2 separate regions of the Mus musculus genome follow, and region 1 is linked to region 2. Evidence: chromatin loops called from intact Hi-C (ENCODE). Cell type or tissue: heart. All regions are shown on one strand. Links, peaks and the distances in the headings refer to the core of each region. The heading gives the core; the rest is flanking DNA.

The links. A loop is a pair of places that touch in the nucleus more often than their neighbours do. Peaks named below come from ENCODE experiments on the same cell type or tissue, not always from the same donor. Only the 100,000 strongest peaks of a DNase experiment are listed, where the experiment ranks them.
Region 1: a loop joins it to region 2, with 1.9 times the contacts of the local background. A loop is called at or near these places in 5 of 42 quality-filtered maps.

What each region holds. Positions count from the first base shown.
Region 1 is chr4:136,965,952-136,977,654 of GRCm38, forward strand. No RefSeq gene overlaps it. Among named protein-coding and RNA genes, the nearest start is that of Epha8, 15 kb to the left of the region's middle. In heart, for the core only: a CTCF peak has its summit at 5,190 (motif pointing left); no DNase peak of the experiment used is centred there; H3K27me3 peaks cover 8,000 bases.
Region 2 is chr4:136,680,962-136,688,961 of GRCm38, forward strand. It overlaps Ephb2 (Eph receptor B2), which reads right to left. Exons shown (of 16, transcript NM_010142.4): 6 at 2,959-3,083. Among named protein-coding and RNA genes, the nearest start is that of Lactbl1, 62 kb to the left of the region's middle. In heart, for the core only: no CTCF peak of the experiment used is centred there; no DNase peak of the experiment used is centred there; H3K27ac peaks cover 384 bases; H3K27me3 peaks cover 5,401 bases.

The DNA of each region.
Region 1 (11,703 bases), core at 1,922-9,921, 290 kb after region 2:
GAGAGGTCCATGGAGGTGCCAGAGAAATGCTGCCGGGGTGGGGTGGGGGGTGGGGCTCGCAGGAAGGGTGCAGGTGCTTTAGCCAACTGTATGCTGTGGCCTTTCTCTAAGCTGGTGTTCTCTCTCTCTCTCTCTCTCTCTCTCTCTCTCTCTCTCTCTCTCTTCCCCCCCTCCCCTGCTGCTTCCCTCCATTCACTGGATTCAGCTTCAAACCACTCAAGCTTCATGGTCTCTAAAAGACTCCCCGAGGAGGGCATGGCGCCACACTGCTGTAATCCCATCGCTTAGGAGGTGGAGGCGGGATCGGAAGTTCAGGGATGGCCTGAGCTGCATAGTGTAGCCCTGTCCCCCCAATCCAAAGCCCCCTGTACCTCCCCACCCAGGTCAGCCTCTGGAATGTCCCATCTTCTCAGACTGATCCTGGTAGCACAGCCCATGCAGTCAGGGCTCCTTCAGCCCCTCCTGGACGACTTTTTAAAACTCGGTGTCTTTTCTCTTGCTCCTAAAGTCCTTGGAAGCTCATCTTTCTACTATAGGCAAGTGTTCTGTCCTTCCCAGGGGTCATGTGTCACAGATGACAGGAAGAGTGTGTCAGGGACTTTTATTTTGAAGTTCACAAGCAGAAAATTCCCCTTCCATGTGGGCCTGATGGTAGTTGGTAATATGTCCAAACAGAGGCCAGACAATAGCGGAGGGCAGTCTGATCTGGCAGGGACGGATTCCAAAAGCCTCCAAGCAGAAAGCCATCCTGTCAGGAGGGCCTGGTAGTAGGATTTTAAAGGGCAGGTGGACATTTGCCGGGGACACTGAAGTGCAGGCAGTAACTGAAGACCAGCCTTGGGCTTAGGGCCCCTCGTAGAGGCTCTGAAGTTGTGGGCGGGGCAGACATCTGCTGGGATAAGAAGTTGATGTCAGGAGCTTTCTCAGCCCATTTGTAAAATGGCGCTCATGTCGGATCATCTGTTAATATAGTCATCTCCTGAAACAACGCCTGGTGCTTAAGATCCGGATCAGCTAATTGTTACTGATGACCGTGAGGGTTGTTATTGTTGCTGCTCTGCTAACGATCCTCTATGGAGCAGCTGCGGTGGGCTGGGTACTGTCAGGTCGGGGATGAGTTTATCCTTGCAGTGTCTTGGGAGTCCAGCCTCTATGCAGAGGAGGCTGAGAGGGGTGAGGTCACTGGTCTTGGTTCACAGAACAGGAGAGGTGCAAAGATGACCCAGAAACCTCAACTGACCCCACTGTGCCCACTCAGACCTCCTTAGCCCTGGCCAAAGGCTCTAAGGGCAGGACCAGAGCACCTCCTCTCTCCTTGCTGCTTCCTGTCCCCCATCTGTGGGTGAAGTGTGAAGCTCCCGCAGTAGGAGGCGTGCCTTGGTGAGACTGGTGGCTAACTCACTGAGCCTGATCCGTAGGAGCCTCCAGTGGCAGTGACCCTCCGTGGCTGGACCTGGCCAGGGCCAATGGTCAAGAGGAGAGACCCCCCCCCTTCTCCTGGTGACCCTGCTTGCTGCCCAGAACCTTAGCCCATGGCTTGTTTCCCACCGGGACTCATTTAAGAGCACTGGCCAGCTTGCTAGGGGACTTCAAAGATGGTATTTGATGAGTTTTAGCGGCTTCAGCAAAACTCTAATTTGAATTTCAGGCGGTGGTGTGTGATTTCCTCGGTGACAGCTCCGAGGGATGCGCAGGCTCGGCTGTCATCCAGGGGGCTTCTCCATTGCTGCCGTGCCTGCCTTCCCGAGGAGGAGAGGGATCTGTGAGGAGCCGGGTTCCATTGAAGCTAGGGGAGGAGAGGGCTGAACAAGTGACTAGGAGGAGACATAATAGCAGAGAGGGAGGGAGAAAGAGTGGGAGGAGGAGGGGGAGGATGGAAAGGAGGAGGCAGAGGAGGAGGAGGGGGAGGAGCTGGTAGTGATAACTAGGAAAGAGAATAGGGGTGAGATTGGAGGATGTGGGGGTAGCAACAGAGACCAAGAGAGTAAAGTAGGGTGTATGTGTGTGTGTGTGTGTGTGTGTGTGTGTGTGTGTGTGTGTGTGATTAGATCCAGAGGGAAAACGAGACAGAGAAAGCCACAAAGAAAGGGGAAAGCAGACGGGCAAGAGACTGGCAGGCCAAAAGCTAGACTGAAGAAGAGCAGAGATCTAGCGATGGAAGACTTGAAAGCCATCGGAGACAGCTCTAGGGGAGACCGAGAGAACAGGAAAGGACAGGGAGTGGTAGGGGACACTATAGACAAACTGAGGAAGCTGCAGAGGATGAAGAGGAGATGTGGAGATGTCCCCACAGCCAGCACACATTTGCTGAACAGTTACTCTGTGTGCGGCAGACTCAAGACAGGTCCTATCCACAGGGCTCGGGTGCCTGTGTGCAGACAGTGCTTCCAGCCAAGGTCAGAGGTGACATGTCTGTCTCACCGTCCTGCTAAGAGCTGCCTTGATCCCCCCCTCCCCCATGGCCCCCTCAACTGGGTAGTTTACAGGAAGGAGCTGTTAATCGCGCACACACCCCGAGTTGGGGGCTTGAAGCCCAGTGGGGAAGGAACTTTGCCCAGGTGCAGGAGCCAGAAAGGAGCTGACTGGAGGGAGCAAAGGTCTTGGGGACAGAGCTAGGACAGGACCAGTAGCTGGATTCCACCCTCTCCCACTCTCCCTCCTCCCCATTCTCTTCCCACCTCTGGCAAGTGGTGGCTGAGTTTTCATTAGGACAAGATTTGAAGGCATAATTTCCCAGAGTTCAAACACCTGCCAGGTGGATTAGGCGCTTGAAAAGGCTCCTGCCAAGGCTGTCAGAAGATCCTGACCCCAGCCAGAGGCCTCATCAAAGATGGGGCCAGAGAATTCATGACACCACAGCCCGGAAGGAGTGTGCTCATTTCAAAAGCCACAGGGGGCTGGGGGACCGGTCAAGGTGAACTGCAGCCGATTATGGTGTCTGCAGAGCCCTCCCATGGCTGAATACAAGACAAGAATGAAGTCCGGAAAAGTATTACCGGCTCTGTGCCTGGGTCTCAGAGGGCCCAGCTGAAGGCCTTGCAACGAATAACGACAGTGTCTTGAGCCAGAGTTGGTTTAGTGACCTTGGCAAGGCAGGGCTAGTGGGTGCCACACCCTCCTCTGTGGCAATGGTGTCTGAACGTGAGCCTGGAGATCAGGCCAACCTTGCCACAAGATTCTGCTGTTCTGCTGATCGTCAGCCGTGGGCCAGCCTCTCGGGATACCTGCTTCTTCCCCTGACACCTATGCTGCCTGCTCGGAGAATGGCTGAGAGGATCAAGCCGGTGACAGATGTGGCGGGCCACGTGGTGAGGGGGATTCACTCAGCAAGCATTTCCTGGACACCTGCACCAGGCCAGCTGTGGGGACCCAGCAGTAAGCACAGCTGGTCAGGTCCCTGTGCTGATATGGGGAGGGGGGGCTGTCCCCATGGTGGGGACAGACCTAAAACGTCAAGGCTCAGTTCAGAGAGAAACAAAAAGCATGTCAGAAGGAGAATAGGAGCCACCCTGTGGGGCAGGATGATGACATCAGCAGAACAGCATCAGGGCCCTGCATGTAGCTTAGGGGTCGTGTGCTGGCAGAATTGGGACTGTGGGGTTGGTTTCCCAGGCTTTATCCAGTGCCACCTCAGAGCGTGCCCTTAGGCAAGTCATTTCCCACTAGTTGCATAGGGATGGATGTACCTTGGGGGTCATGACAGCCACTGCGCCCCTAGAGGCAACTTCTGACTGTAGAAGGAGGGCACAGACAAAACCAGCAGCAGGGCCAGGTTCCAGGACCAGATGCTGCAGCAAAAAGAGCCCCCCCCCCCAATCCGAAAAGCTAAGGGGCCATGCTTCTACCCCGGGGGTGGGAGGTAGGGGGAGGCGGGGCTTCAAGAGTAGAGCAGATTCTCCTTGCCCAGAAGTGGAGCAGCAGACCTGAGGGTGGGGTAACCTAAGTGACAGATGAAGGGAGGATAGTGATGGGGCTGGGGCTGGGGGTTGGCAGAGGTCAGGTGGGGGGCGCTGACTGGCTCATTCAGCTGCCAGGACCTTATCCCAGGCTCCATGGGGGGTCCGCATGAGGCCTCTGGTTTGGTCAGATCTGTGTCCAGTGCAGCTCTGACAGCTGAGAGGTTTGAGAAGACAGCTCCGCCCCCCTGGGCTTCCCCCGCTCCTTCCCCTGCTGGGGGTCTCCAGGGTCTCCAGCTGCCCCAGTCTAACTCCTTAGCACGTGCTATGCTTGTTAACAGCTCCAGGAGAGGCCGCCAGCCTGGGCCACCCATAGGAAAGTCAAGCGCGGGGAATCTGTGGGGGCCTGCCTCCCCGTCGTATACCACCCCACCAGCACACGCATGCATCTCCTGCACTCTTACTTCCTCTGAGCTTTCAGTCTCTGGGCTAAAGTCCTGACTCGACTACCTGTGTGACTTTTGAAAAAGCGATTAACTTGCCTGTTTCCTTGCCTAGAGAATCTCTTCCTCACATGAGTGGATCCATTTATCCCTAGGTAGAGACCATTGACTTGCATTGATTCTTCCAGGCTGTGGGTGAAGCCTGGAGATGGCGGGGTGGGAGTTGCAGTGGTGGTAGTGGTGGTGGTGGGGTTGTGTTTATCTCCCCCACACTGGGTACACCCCAGGCCAGGATAGCCCCTGGTCTGGAATTTTTGCATTAAATCAGGTAGCCACAAGAACATCTTCTGCACTGATTGGGGACTGCAGGCAAGCAGTTACCCTGAGCTGAGCCTCTTGGCCTTCACCACCCTAACTGTCCAAAGGGACCAGCCAGTCTGTGCACTTGCCCACAGTGCCGACCCAGTCCATGGAACCTTGAAGCCGAGCCTGTCCTCTCCTGGCCCCTGGTGTGGCAGCTCTGGCCACAAGGCATCATGTTGTCTGATATTCTTGCATGCACCTCACTAGATAGTGGGGCTCAGGCGCAGTGTCCTTGAGCCTGGTCATCTTTGTTTCCAGCACCAGGATTGGCCACTGTATTCCCAGCCCTGACCCAGTTCCCCTCCTCTTGGTCTGGGCTGCTCCATCTTAAGTGTTATTCCCCAAGGACCCTTTTAAAAATTTCCCCCTAATGAAAGTTTCATTCTGTAGATGGGCTGTGTCTGTGTATGTAGCCTGTGCACATCTGTGCTTTGTGAATAACAGGGAGAGGGATTTTTTTCCAGCCCGGTAGCTCATTATCGCCCCCTTGAGGACGCACTCGGCAATCCAGGCCGCCCTGGTCCTGAGCATGCACACTGGGTTGGTGTAATTGCTTCACCAAGGCTAATCACTTCTCCAAGGAACTCGTAGATGGCAAAATTGATGTCAGGGCACATTTTGCTGGTCAGCTGTGCATTCTAGGAGGACACAGGTGCTGACACAGGGCCCTCCCTCCCCCAGCTTGGAGGATGGGGGAGGGGAGCAGCAGAGTGTTCTTGTGAAGCTATGGGTGGGCTGGGTTCCTGGGGCACCGGGAGACAGTCTGATCCACAACATTTTACCTATGGAGAAACCTGGCCTTTGGAGACCTGGGGGTGGGAGCAGAGTCTGGAAGGACAGGATGGGGAGGCTGTAACTGGAGTGAGAGCCCCTGCGGGGAGGGAGAGGGGGGAATCAGGCCAGTGCTTGTTTCTTGCTGAGTCCTTTGGCTGAATCTGACATAGGTTAGACACGCAGGGCATATTAGGAAAACAGATGGATGATGGATGGATGGACTGATAGATGGGTGGACAGACAGATGGGAAGGCAAACTGACCCCAGTATCTTTCCCACACAGACTTGGTAAGTCAGAGCTGCAGCTAGGGTCTCCAGGGGGGTTCTGTGATGCCAGGCGCCAGACAGGAGACAACAGAGGAACACTTGGCCAGTATGTTCTGCAATATTAAACAGGCACCCTAGACTGCAAGTACCCAGCACATTCCTTATCTCTCCCTAAAACATGCCTTCCTCCAGGTTCTCCCACAGCCCCCAAACCCCGGGGAGTCATCCTGGACTCTGCTCTTTCCCCTGAGATCCTCGTCAGTCCGACTCACTAGCAAATTGGCTGGCTTTCTCCCACTGCCCACCATTTCCCCTGCGCTCACCTAGACAAGTCTCAGAATTCCGCTGGTGCCACCGTGTCATTCCATTTGTATAAAGCGTTGCTGTGACAAGACTGCAAGAGCCCCTTAACTACTCCCAGCACCCACCGTTTCCCTTACGTTTATTCTCTACACTGCAGCCCAGCGCTTTCTGCTCAAAACCCTTCCCTGGCCATACCCGTAGGATGACCCACAAGCTCTTGTGTAGCTGGCACCCTCATTCATTATTTATATCCAGTCTGGGGAGTCTCTTTTCTTTATAAAATACCCAGCTCAGGCATTCTGTTATAGTAACAGAAAACAAACTAAGACACCATCTAAAAAGGTGCGCACTGCACTGTCTGACACCGTCCTATATGTCTTTCTGGCTCCAACACTTCTGGTGCTTAGGGTTTCAGTCTTCCTCCCTGGAAGCCAACCACCACCAAGCACACTCCTCGTTCCTCGTCTGTCTGGTCCATTTAAACATGAGCCCCACAGTACGAGCTGAGCCTGGCCTTTTCACTGTGGTTACCCTAGTACCCAGTATCACTATTAAGCCATAGTAAGTGCTTAGTAAATCCTTGTGAGCTGCCTGGATTCTAGGGACCTGGTGACGCATAACGAGTGCCTAGGGGAGCAGGGCCCGGCTCACGCAGCCAAAGCTTGGATACTCACTTTGCTGCGCTATCATTTTCAGTGCTGGGGACCTCCCAGAGGCAGAGTCACTGTCAGGATGGAACCCAGGACCCCACCCATGCTGAGCCATCCTCCCAGCCACACTGAACTCCTAATCGCTCATCAGGGGCTCTGCAGGGCAGAGAGCCCACACAGACACTACAAAGTCATCTCTGAGAGCTTGGTGAGGGAAAGTCACATAGAGTCACACGGTGAGCACAGGGCCCTGGGGACTGGTGCTGGAGAGGAGACTTCTTTGGGGGTGATGAAATGTTTCATGGGTCCAGAGCTGAAATATGGAAGGTTGGAAGGAGTCTGGTAGTAAGGGGCACAGTGGGAATGGGTGTGCCCGAAATGGCTCAACTTTGCACTTAAAATCAGTTGGTAGCTGTTTGTGTTACATCTAGTTTACCACCACAACCAAACTAAACCAAACCAAAAATCAAAACTCCAAATAACCCAAGCATAAACATAAATGACCATGAGCTCAATGTTGTATTTGATGTCATTGGTGGGGTCCAGGGAGGAGTCTGAGAGTGAGTGACAGCTACCTGGGGTATGGAGAGGTTGGGTAGGAAGGCAGGCAGTCAGTGTAGGTGGCCACAGCTGGGTCAGAGGCTCTGGAGGGTGCACACGTTTGGGGCATACCTCCCCCCTCCCCGTGTTTGGAGCACAGTGGCTTCTCTTATCTCTGGCTGCCCAGGTTTGAGCCCCAGAGAAAGCTTTGTGGGAATGCTGGGTCGGGGAAGCTCTCTCTTCTTAGGCCTCCTTCTTAGGCTATCCTTTCAGGATGAGAAAGTGCTCTGGGTCACTGAGCCAGGAGGGTGTGACCTGGGAGACTCAGCATCTTGGAGACTCAGCACTCAGAAGCCGTGGGTGCTTCTCCATGCTCAGACCTGCCTCTCACAGCTGCCACTGAGATCAGCTGTAGGTCAATGGAGATCTCCTAGCAAGAGTCTCCCACTACCCATGGGCACCAGAGCCCAGCCAAGGAAGCATGGCATCTCCATCCAGCAGGCAGGCAGCTCCACTGTGCTCACATCCTGTTCTGCTGGGCAGCACTCATCATCCCACTTTGGAAAACGTTGCTTCCTCTGTGTGTGCCAGCTAAGGGGTCACAAGCTTCCCCACCCCCTGCTGAAGAGAGGCAGGATGGAGCTGTTCTCAGCCTCTATCTGGCAGGCATGTTGGGACACAATCCCTCCACATCTACCTGACAACAGAGTATTTCCCTCATGTCCCGTGAGAGTTGGGCCACACGGGGCTACCTGGGCACTGCATATACAACACAAAATAACCTAGAAAGGCCTTCGCTGTACACTGGCCACAGGCACCAGTCTCACGCCTTCACTTGCAAGTGGCATCAGTAGACACGGAGATGTTGGCACAGACAGGGCACATCACATGTGTGGCAGTGCACAGCGTGGGTGCAGATCCTCTGTGTGATGGGGCCTTCTTAAGGCCATGGGAGGGAGAGCCTGCCGGCCGCCTCCTTGGCCCCTTTTCATTTCTCTTTAGCCCTGGTCCACCACTGGGGTTAAATAGGATAGAGCATATGGGATTCCGTATTCACACCAGCATCACCCTGAAAGGGGAGTGACCTTGAACAAGCTCCTTTCAGTATTCTGAGTGTCCATTTGATCCCTCTGGATGAAGGAGACCGTGAAGGCTGAGCTGGGGGGTGCTTTTTCCAGGACCCCCGGGCAGGGGACAGCCTTCTGCTGACAGTGTCTTCTGAAGATCACAGCTGAACTGATGTCACCCATTCAGCCGGTACCACCCACATCAGGTGCCTTTCCTTCCTGACCTGGGCACCCAGTGGGGCTGTCACAGGTTTGGGGACTAGATGACAGAGCTGGGCTCAGCCACTTGTCATGCCAAGCCTCTGTCTGGTTCTATGCTGTCCAGTGACAGTCACTAGCTGCATCTGATGCTAAGACGGAATTAAAATCAGGTCCCTCCATTGTACCACGTTTCAAGTACTATCGACCACGTGGGCCTAGTGATTTCCATATTGAATGACATGGTAGACTGTTCCCATTGTCATGAAGCCCCACGGGACACTGCTGATCCAGGGACCTGAACACAGATGTGATGCCTGCACTGGGGATACTCACAGTGGAAGTGACCAAATGGTGTCCCTGTCACTATACCCTGTTGCTATGCATGCCGTCGCTTTTCCTTGGGAAGCAAACTTAATGCCAGCTGTCCTGACTGCAGGTCTGCTACTGCCTTCTCACGTGACATAGTGATCTGCTTCCTTGAAACTTCAACATCTGCACCAGCAAAACAAATCCATGTCCTTCCAACCCCAGGAGCACTGACACCAGAATCAACGAATCAGCCACCAGAAGTGCCCTGAAGTATAGGGGACCAGGAGAGACGGCAGGGACAGGATGATGGGGGTGTGGGGGTTCAGGGAAATGGCAGCCTGAGTCCACCCAGCTGAGGAAGCTTGAGAACGAGGCTGAGGTCGCTCTCTGTATCTTTTGACTGCAGAGGGGAAAGCAGCAGGATTCTGAATTTCAATATTGTTAAAGATCAAAAGCACACACCTGTGTGAACCGACTGAAACCCCAGAGTGCTACTGGGCAGTGAGGCCCCGTGAGACACTGGAGACGTTTGTCCCACTCATCCACAACTGAGGGTGCCCTTGTTGGGCTGAGCCTTTTCTACCCTCTCCTGCTCAGCTCAACCCACCACAAAGCCTTGAGTCTTCTGGCTGGGACAGAAACAGGGTCAATGTATAAGTCAGGTGACCCATTCTGCCCGTGTAAGAGGTAGAGGCCAGAGGAGGGCTGGCCCGAGGTATTTGCCCAGTGGTCTCTGCTATCTCCATATACACACTACAGAAATTTCCAGAGCACCAGCCATGTGCCTGGCCCCAGACAAGTTGGGAGAGTCACAGCTGGGACCAGGCCTTACTCTCTGGGACTGTTTTTTGTTTTTTTCCCCTCCTTCTCCACAGTCCAGCTTACCTGAGGGTTAGAAGCATCCCATGGAGTTTCTGTGCCCAACTCATGTGACTGGTTACTATGGTCATTGAGCACTGATGGCCACCAGCAACTATACCAGAGCCTTTTATATATGTCTATCTGCTATTATAAGAGTGTTCATTACTTCATCTTACAGACAAGACCAGGATAGGACAGCACATTTAAAGTGACAGCTAACAAAGAGCAGGACAGGGACTTGAACACAGAGCTAAGCAATTCAAAAGCTGGGCTCTGCTCCAAGGCATCCTAGTATCTTCTTTAGATCTGACACTCTGGTAGGATGGATGTTGCCATGGGAAACATTTTGCTTTAGGGGCCCCAGCTGAGATGAGAAGCCAGAGAAGCCATGAACCTTCCCCGTAAGTTTTTGGGTCAAGGGAGTCCCACAGTGTGTCACATACTATACTGGGCTCAGACACCCACATGGATTTCTAGCAGGCTCTGTGGCTTGCTGCATTCTAGAAGAAGCCCTGACTGAGCTGGTAGGTGTCTAGTGAAGGTACAGAGGGTTCAGGGATCTAAAACAGGGACAGGTCACTGGCCAGTAGCCCTGCAGCCAGACTCTGCCACTTACCTGGATAACCAGGCAGAAAGCAAGAAACACAGCAGGGTTATGAATGATCTCCAGCCGAGCTCACTGCTACTGTGATTGCTCTGACTTCCTCATCAGTCACCCCGGAGCACCAGCATCCGCACCACTGCGGGTACTGTCATTTTATGGACTCAGAATCTTAAAGGGTCCGGTCAGTGTCCACTGTGTGGGAAGCACTTAACGCCAATTGCTAATGATGAGAATGTGTGTGTTGTGTGTGTGTATGCGCGCATGCACACACATTTGTGCACACGTGAAGGTCAAGGGTCAATGTTGGTGTCTTAACCACGTCTCCACCTTTTATTATTGAGACAGTGGTACCCACTGAACCTGAAGCTCACTGGTTGGCTGCACACTATGTGGCTATCAAGCCCAGGATGCTGTTCCCATCTCCCTGGCACTGGGATGACCTGAGTCTGAGGATCTGAACTCACAAATTCAGGCTTGCATGACAAGCACCCCCAAAACAATTATGAGAATATTTCTAAGAGAAAAAAAGCACCTCCCCAAGACAAATAAAACAGATGAAAATTGTGTCGCATCTGTAGCTCTCAGCTTTAGTCTAGACTGGCACGGCATTCTTGAACTTGTGTCCGAGTTCCCCAGGTACGGAAGCCATGTATCTTTCCAGCCTCATCCCCAAATGTCCACTGCATGTGGTGTGGGTGAGATCAGTCATTCCCAGGGCCCCTGCTCTAACAGGTCTATGCAGTCGGACACCTGGAGGGCCAGGCTAACTGCCTAGATGCTTGCGTGTGTGTACTTGAGCAAGGTCAATGCCATCTTTGCCCTTGAAGGGGTCACAGTGAGAGGCCTGAGGTCACCCTGTAACAACCTAATAATGTCATGCTCCCAAGCTCCTAAGTGTGTCACTTGACAACTTTCCTCCTCTACATGCCACAGCCATCTTGTTCCTCAGTTGCAGTCCCTGGGCTCTGAGGCAGCCCCAAATGCTGGTCTTGCAAAGCTGGCTTCCGTCCTAACCCTACCTGGATCAGGCACTTCCATCCTTCACAGGGCGTAAAGTTGCTGTCCCTCCCTCCCCAGTCTCTGGGGTCCCTTTTACCCCGTCCATTTTTATCAGACCCTCCTGATGCCAGGACTGTGAAATCTCTCCTGGAAAGGCCCGCGGGTCCCTGGACTGACCTTGTCTGGATGTGTTTGATCAGCTGTCCCTGGCCTGCGCTGGGGGAACCTGGTGCGAGAAGAGCGGCAGGCATGGTGTTTGATCAGGGCAGCTGGGGAGCTCAGGCTAGCTTGCTCAGCCTTCTGCTAATCTCATCTCAGAGGGCAAAGAAAGGAAGTTCCCACAGGCTCTCCCATAGGTATCTAAGGGAGCAGCCTTGCCAGAGATGTGAAGCAGAGTCGGGGAAAGGCAGCAACCAGAGTGCTGGG
Region 2 (8,000 bases), core at 1-8,000:
TCCTCTCACCCGCGCCATGGCGGCAGGCCATGCTTGGGTACTTCCCACCGCCGAGACCTTCTTCGTATGGAGAGTACTTCACACGGCTGTTACTGTCTGAGCCTTCCCCCCACACCCGCCCCCCAGATGGCCAAGTCCTCTGCAGCCAGCGTCAGCTGGTAACAGTGGAAGTCAAATGACCCAGTGGCTGTCCTTTGATGGCATGTACACTCAGACTGAGCAGACGGGCTAACCGACAGGGACCTGGCTACATGTCACTGGTCATCTCAGAAGTAACCATGGGAGAAAGCCGGGAGGCAGGAGCACCAGAGAGAGTAAGAAAGGGAGATGGAGGGTAGATCCTCCTTCTGACTCTCAGCACAAAGTGCTGACAGGCCACATGGGCCTCTGTCCCTCAGTTTCTCCTCCCGTCAGTGCCTGGGGGTACCATTCCAAGGACGATTGTGGTGATAGTGTGGTGTCCCCCGCACACATCGAAGACTGTGAGAAGTGACCAGGTAGCCACTTGGCTACTGTGGAGCCACCTGGTCCCAAAGAAAGCAGAGCAGTGCCACCCCAGCCAACACCTCTGCCAGGCTCCCAGGCCTGGCTGGTGCGCTAGGAAATGGGTCGCAGTCAGGACCACAGAGGGATTCCTCATTTCCGCTCCAATCTTTGGGGAAAAATACTTTCAGTTTCATTTAATCACAAGGCTTCTTAATTAGTTTTTTTCCCTTTTCTTTCTTCTGTTTTTTTTTTTTTTCCTTTTCTTTCTTTCTAAAATCAGTTGTTAAGCTGTCCTTGCTGGAGGGAGCAGAGACACTGGCCCCTGCAAGGCAAAGCTTCCTTTGTCCAGCTACCCAGACTGGGAGCCCCTTCAAAGTCCTTCAGGACCCAGTGAGATTTTTTTCAAGAGAGACACTCAGGCCTCTCAGTAGCCACTGCTCAACACATCAACAAGTACTTATGGAATGTCTACTGTATACCAGGCGCCAGGACACAGCAGAGCTAATGTCTCACCCACGGTGGCTCAGAGCTATCAGCAGAGGGCCAAGAGAGGATTCAACATTGGCCCTGGTCTTGGCAGCATGGAAAAGCTTCTCAGAGAAGGTCAAGACATTCATGGCGAAATACTAAAGTAGGAACTGGGGCTGGCTGGGGTGGTGAGGGGCAGGAAGTGACTGGCCCAAGTGGCCAGCCTGCCTCTGGTTTTTGTTTCATTCATGAGCTCCATCCCTCACTCTCTGCTCCATCCACACAATGCTCTCATTCATCATTCGCACCCTAGGGAGACCAGGCCCTTTGCTGCCAGCATGTGGGCTTTCCAGAGAAGAGGCAGAGGCTGTGGGAAGATGCTCAAGGCTGGTAGAAGTGATGGTGTTTCCTGGTACCCTGAAGATGCTGATAGGCAGGGATAAGAGACCAGGGAGGGAAGAATATGATGGAGAAGTCAAAAGCTGGGGCTGGGGTAGGAGTTGGGGCGGGGGGGGTGCAGGCTTCTCTGAGGGGAGACAGCTGATTAAGATAGCTGGGCACTGTAGTGATGTGGGGGGTGGGGGTGGGGTCTTTCATTCTTTCACTCAACTCATCTACTGGGTTTCTCTAGGCTTCAGCTTAGAGCTCTGGGGAGAAGGTGATGACCAGAGAGAGAGGTGGCTCCTGACAGCAGCACAGGACACTGGGATATGCAGGGGGGAAGTCCATGATCATGAGGAGCGCATGAATGAGACAGGGTTAATAGGTGACAAACAGATCTCTGCTAACCCAGAGGCTGATGGGGACTAGGCGGGGGTCTCAGAGAGTGGGTTTCCGCAGGCCTAGCTGCCACAGTCCCTGAGCCCCAACAGCATGACACCCCCCCATCATTTCCTGCTCACTATGAGCTCACCCCCAACAAAGGGCTTTCTATCAACCATTTACCAGCAGCTTAGTCTGAACAGAAGTCCTAGGCACCTTTCTCTGGGGTCCTTGTGGTCTCTATGGGTAGAAGGAAGAGGAATTCTAGGTCTAGGCACCAGGTTACAGGGCCTCTGGTGTTTATCCCTACGGGAGGCCAACTGCTATGTCCACTCCTGGAGGCCTGTGCTATGTGGCGCTCACGGTCTCTGGTCCCATGTGGCACTGTCCTGAAATACTAGCCCACCCTGTAGGAGACAGGCAGGAGAGCAGGGAGCCCACACATTCACCTCTGCAGGGGACCAGGGACATGCTTGGTGCTGGTGTCTGCCCCTTCTTCCTCCTCATGGAGTGGCAGTCTCCTCTGCCATCCACCCAGGTGGAGATGGAGGCCCCCCCCAGGGCAAAGTTTGACTGCCTGAGGATGCAAATTGATTCTGCCTGTTTGTCTTACATGCGTGGCTTCCAGCCACAGGTCTCTCAAAGAGGAGTGGAGTCTATTCTAAAAGATCAGAGAGAAATCCGTCTATGCAGTCCAAGGTGCCTGGGTGGAGACAAAGCCACGGTAGACTCAGAGGGCCTTAGAGGAAGTCTGGCTTTCTTCCCTCAGCCTATAGGAAGAGCCCTTCTCTTCATTGTCAACCCATTGTGGGATCCCCTCAACTGTGGGTTTCCTGTTAGTCACTGACACCTTAGTTTGATCAGAAGTCCATCTTTCCCAGAGGCCCTTCTAGGGGTCCACCCCGCATAGGGTATAGACAGATGCTTTCAACCGGTGAAGACCAGTTTTGTTGTTTTGTTTTGAAAAACAGTTTATCTCAAACTCAGGCCTCTGAGGTCAAGACTGAAGAGGTCTCGACAGTAATAGGTCTGAATGAAGGTGGCATATCGTTCAGACAGACAGCCCGTCCCCTGGACCAGAACAATGAGAGGGCAAGGCACCTGCCTAAGATCTCACAGCAGGGGCAGGAGAGGCAACGGAGAGTCCGGCAGGCTGAGCCTGAGGCTGGCAGGAGAGTACACACCAGGCCTAGACTGGGAGAGGGGCGTTTGGGGAGGCAGAGCCAGTGGGCACACGGCTACCTTCTCATAGTACTGCAGCTCGTAGTCCAGGATCACACCGTTGGGCTGGTCTGGCTGGGACCACGACAGGGTGATGCTGTCCACAGTGCGGCTCACCTGGTGCATGATGGACACGGCCGATGGTGCTGCAAGAGAGGTCAGAGGTCAGGGGTCAAAGCAGGCATGAGGAAGTACAACTTATTTTAGAAGCACGAGAGCCATGGGGCCAGTGAGGACAGGGTCAGAGAGCAGGTTGGTGGGGGGGTCAGGGACCAGAGAAAGGACCAATAGGGAATTCCAGACCATGGTGGGGGCTGGGGCTTCTCTAGGGGGCTTGTGACAGTGTTGTGGAACTAGATGAGGTACAGGAAACACGCTGACGCTATGTCATACATGTTGACCTGATCGGCCTATTCATCCCCACACGGCTCGCTGACCTGTGACCTGGATGGGGTCTTTCACTACTGGGAGCCTCAGCTTCCACATCTCTGCTTGATGCTATGGAAGGTGTGTGTATGTGTGTGTGTGTGTGTGTGTGTGTGTGTGTGTGTGTGTGTGTGAGGACTGGGAAATAATTTTGGGAATGCCAGCATCCCTCCAGGGAGAAGCCGCGCCACCTGGCCGTTCAGGGCCATACAGACTCATAGAAGAAAGTGGGCTCATTTCTGTCTAGTGAGGCCCCCCCCCCAAGCTCTTCTCCCCACCCCCAGCCAGCACCACACTAGGCTCTGTACCAAGGAACCAGAGACTCCACCCAGAGCCAGGGCCCCCCGGTGGCTGCTTCTGGAATCTCCTGTTGTTTGCCTCTTCTCAGCCGGTGCCAGTGTAACTGGGAGACCTGGACAGACCACACCTTGCCTTCCCACCCCAGCCACTGATCCTGCAGGTCTCAGATGTGGTGTACCTGGGAATCCGGACTCCCAAGCATGCACAGAGAAGGGGGGTGAGTGATTTGTCCAAGGTCACACAGCAGAGGGTGGGTGGGTCCATAGCAGTGAGCCTGGTGGGGCATGTGGTCCATTCCACCCCTCAAGGACTGTGTGCAGGCAGGACTCTGCCCACAGTCCCTCTAGCTGAAGCCACAGGGTGGGCTCTTGAGAGGAGGGGTAGGACCATGTAGCCAAGGCAAGTGGGCCCAGCCTTTGGAGTCTGTCCTTGTCCTGAAGGGCCTGGGGTATGACAGAAGGCCTGAAGAAGATGGCTGCCTGCACCTCTGTCCACTCAGCTCTCTTTCCTGGAGACCCTGTGGACTCAAGATACCCACCCAGAGGAGGCCCTGGTTTCTGACACCCACAGGGTCACTAACTCAGATAACACATGTCATCTGTGGGTTGGGCATTTATAATACCCACTCTACAGATGAGGGAATGAACTCAGGAGTTATGGAGAAACCTGCCTGAAGTCAAGCAATGGAGCCAAGATTCAAACCCAGGCAAACTCGGGGCCAATCAGCTTTCTTGTGGCGATAATGGCAGACCAGGGATGCTGCAGAGGGTTTGTAAGGACATCCTAAGCTCCAGACTGTAGTCTTGAAGCCAATCCACCCCCCTCCAGCCATGGCAGCTCCCACGGGCTTGAAGGGTCTGGGCTGTAGCAGGCTTGGGTTTCAGGCAGATCCTGGGCTCTGAGCCCCTAAGCCCCGTGACCCAGGCGTGGTGAGGAGATGAGATCTGCCAGGAAGATGATCAAGGCTGGCTGGGGAGCTGGCCCCTCTCTCGGAATCCAGAGATTAGCAATGAGAAAAGGCACAGGCTAGAAGCTGTCCGGGCCCCTCCTGCTGCCGCGCCCACGCTGGGTCAGGTTACCTTGGAAGTTGGACATCTGGGAATTCTGGTATTTTCAATTATCAGACGGGCACGCCAGGAGGCTATGGGGTCAGTGGTACCCTGTGACCCTTGCCAGGAGATGGAGCCCCAGGGGGCAGAGCACAGAGGAGGTGGGGGAAGCTGGGCAGCCTGCTTTCCTGCAGCAGGTGGCCAGGGGGCCTGCTGGCCTCCAGCAAGACCTGGGGAGAATGGGGAAAGCCTGTCCCTTCCTGGCAGGGGCTTGGGCCAGCTGAATTCTCCCTATGAGTCATGTTTCTTCCCTAAGTTATGAAGGGGCTGAAAAGGGACTTCCGAGGTTGCATGAGGTGATACTACAAGGTGGTCCCCACAGGCTAAATGAAGGACTGGCTTCTAGTCCTAGATGCCAGCATAGGTCAGAGAGGCAGAAGGCTAGGATGCTGCCTGGCCAGAGGCAGGAGGCCACACCTCACTTCCTGTGTGCTGAGGATCAAGGAAAAACCCACTTTTGGCCATCCATTCCCAGTTGAGAAGAGGCAGTGAGCTAAGGCGCCATGGGGAGAGGCAGCCACTCACTGGACTGTCTGAGGCCCCACCCCAGGCCCAGGCCTAATGGCCTTGCAGGCCCCAGAACCATCTCCTGCCCTTGCCCCCAGATGGAGATGACTCCACAGATGCCCGACCCTGCTGTGGAGGCCCTGTCTGGCATCGCTCTTTTCACCATCTCCCTTCTCCCAGACACCATCTATTCTGTCTCTTTATGTTCCCCAATATACCGAGGTTCCCACCCCTGGGGTTTTTGGCTCCTGATTCTTTGCTGAGAAACCTCTTGCCTCCCATCCACCAGAGATCAATGGTCTCATCTTCATTTGAGTCTCCACTCCAATGTCACCTGTTCAGGGACACCATCCCTGTCTCCTCTCTGCCTCACACACGTTCAACCCTTACCCCCAGTGCCTGGAACAATGTGTGCCTCAGTAATGTTAATTGGTATGTGGAGGGAAGGAAGGAAGACAGGCAGGCAGGAAGGCTGGCTGGCTGGCTTTGGGCAAGCTAGCCCTCTCTCTTCCCAGACTCTTTTTCCTTCAGCCTCCTTCCCAACAGTCAATCTTTCAGACAGGAGCAAAATGCGAGTTCGTAGTTAAGCACACCGTGCCCAATTAAAAGACTACACTTCCCTAACCTCTCTACTGGCTGGAGTGGCCGTGTTGAGTTTGTCAGTAGATACAAGCTGAACTGTTACATAAAAACCCAAAGGAAGTCAGTTTTACAAGGAAAGCATGCTCCTAATTCACCTTCTATCCTGGTGTCTGGGATGTGTATGTGATAGCAGGAGACACTGCAGCTAGTTTGGCCCAGAAAAAGATGTATTGAGGAGTCTGGTTCCCCTGGACTCCACATTCTCTACTTTCTAATATTATTTATGGCTCAGAGAAAGGCCATGCAGCCTGCTGTATCAACCATCCCTCTATAATTGTACCTTTCTGTCTTATCCATTTTCAGGTTTCTTGTCTCTGGTTCTGGGCCTGTCTGGATGACTGCCTTTGACAAATGGGATAGAGGCGAACCTCACTTGAAAAGGCTCCTGTGTGTGTCCATCTGTCTGTCTGCTGCCTCAGTTCCCTGCGATGGCAAGGACTTTGTATCCAGGACACCCTGCTAGTGATGAGACCCTTTAATTCAGCTCTTCATATTGTGGTGACCGCCCCCACCATAACTATTCTCATTGCTACTTCATAACTAATTTTGCTACTGTTACGAATCATAATGTAAATATCTGTTTTCTGATGGTCTTAGGTGACCCCTGTGAAAGGGTTGTTTGAACCCAAAGGGATCACAACCCACAGGTTGGGAACCACTGTACTAGAGGCGTAGAGACATGTAGCAGCTGGGGCCCCTGCAGTCCAATGGACAGCTATCAACTCCAAATAGGGAACTGCCCACGCTCTGGAGCAGATAGACAGACAGCAAACACGAGCATACCTCTACCAGGACCAACGCTGCCACAGGCTGCCCAGAGACTCTCAAACTTGTGGCATATTGCTTCTCTTCTGCCACCAGCTTTGTCGTCCCACCTGTCTCGTGTCCCGCCTGTATCACGCAGTGAGCCCATCTTCAATGGCACCTTCAGTGAGCAACGCCTCCCCGGCTCCAAAGGATCAGAGCGCAGGATGCGGTCTCCCTCGCCTTCTCTTCCCTTCTCTCCTCTTTCCCCAGGCCCCTGCCCAGAGCTCTCTGATCCTCTCAGCCTCCCAGGGAGAGAAGAGGGTGAAGACAAGTTCATACCAGTTCCAGAGCAGAAGGCATTGTGTGCCCGGACCCAGCAGGGCATGAGGATCAGAGGAGCCCCGGGGATAAGAAAGGCTTTGGAGAGTTCAAAGTCTTTCATTGAGGGAGCCACGTGGCATGGTGTCGTGGACACAGACCTGGGCAGGGAGCCTGGGACCTGTTCTGCCAAGGAGCCTCATGGGATCCAGAGGAGCCACTTAGGAATCTCTTTGGGCCTCGGTTTCCCTCTACGTAGCAAGAGATGTGCATGAGATAATATGGGGTATTTCAATATGACCCTAATTACATGCTTTGATTAGCAGGACCATGACTCCAGAAGATGTCTACACCCCCGTCTTGGGGAATATGGCGCCCCCATGTGGCAAATAGCTCTCAAGATGGGAGACTTTCCTATGTTACCCACATGGAGACCAAACTTAAAGGAGTAGGGTTTTCCCAGTAGGGAGCCCTTGAGTTTGGAAGGCTGAAAAACCAGGCATCCTGTGGATGAATGAAAGCTCTCAGAGGTTCTGGGCAAGGACTTGAAGGGATCTCAGTGGCTCAGGGTGGCTCGAAGCTGAAGGAAACCAAGCCATCCCTGGAAGAACCAGACTCAGCACACTGTCTCAATACACAATGGCCAGAAGCCAGGCCTGGTGACCCAGAGGCTGTAATCTCAGCTACTCAGGAAGCTGAGGCTGGAGGATCTCAAATTCAAAGTTTCCCTGGGGCTACCGAGTACATTTAAGGCCAGCCCGGGCAACTTAGCGAGTCCAGACTTCAAAATTAAAAAAGGGGAAAGATAAATAGCTACAAACCCAGCACACGCGGGAGCCTAGGTTCCATGTAAGAATAAAGAGAAAAACTCAAAGATCCTGCAGCCCCAGCTGCAAGACGCATGCCCTGCTTAGTTTGCAGAGGTCTGCATAGCCTCAGAACTGTGAGGTCCTACTGTGTGCAGCTGGAACTGGCTAAGCCTGTAGTGACAAGGCATGTAGTAATGGCACACTG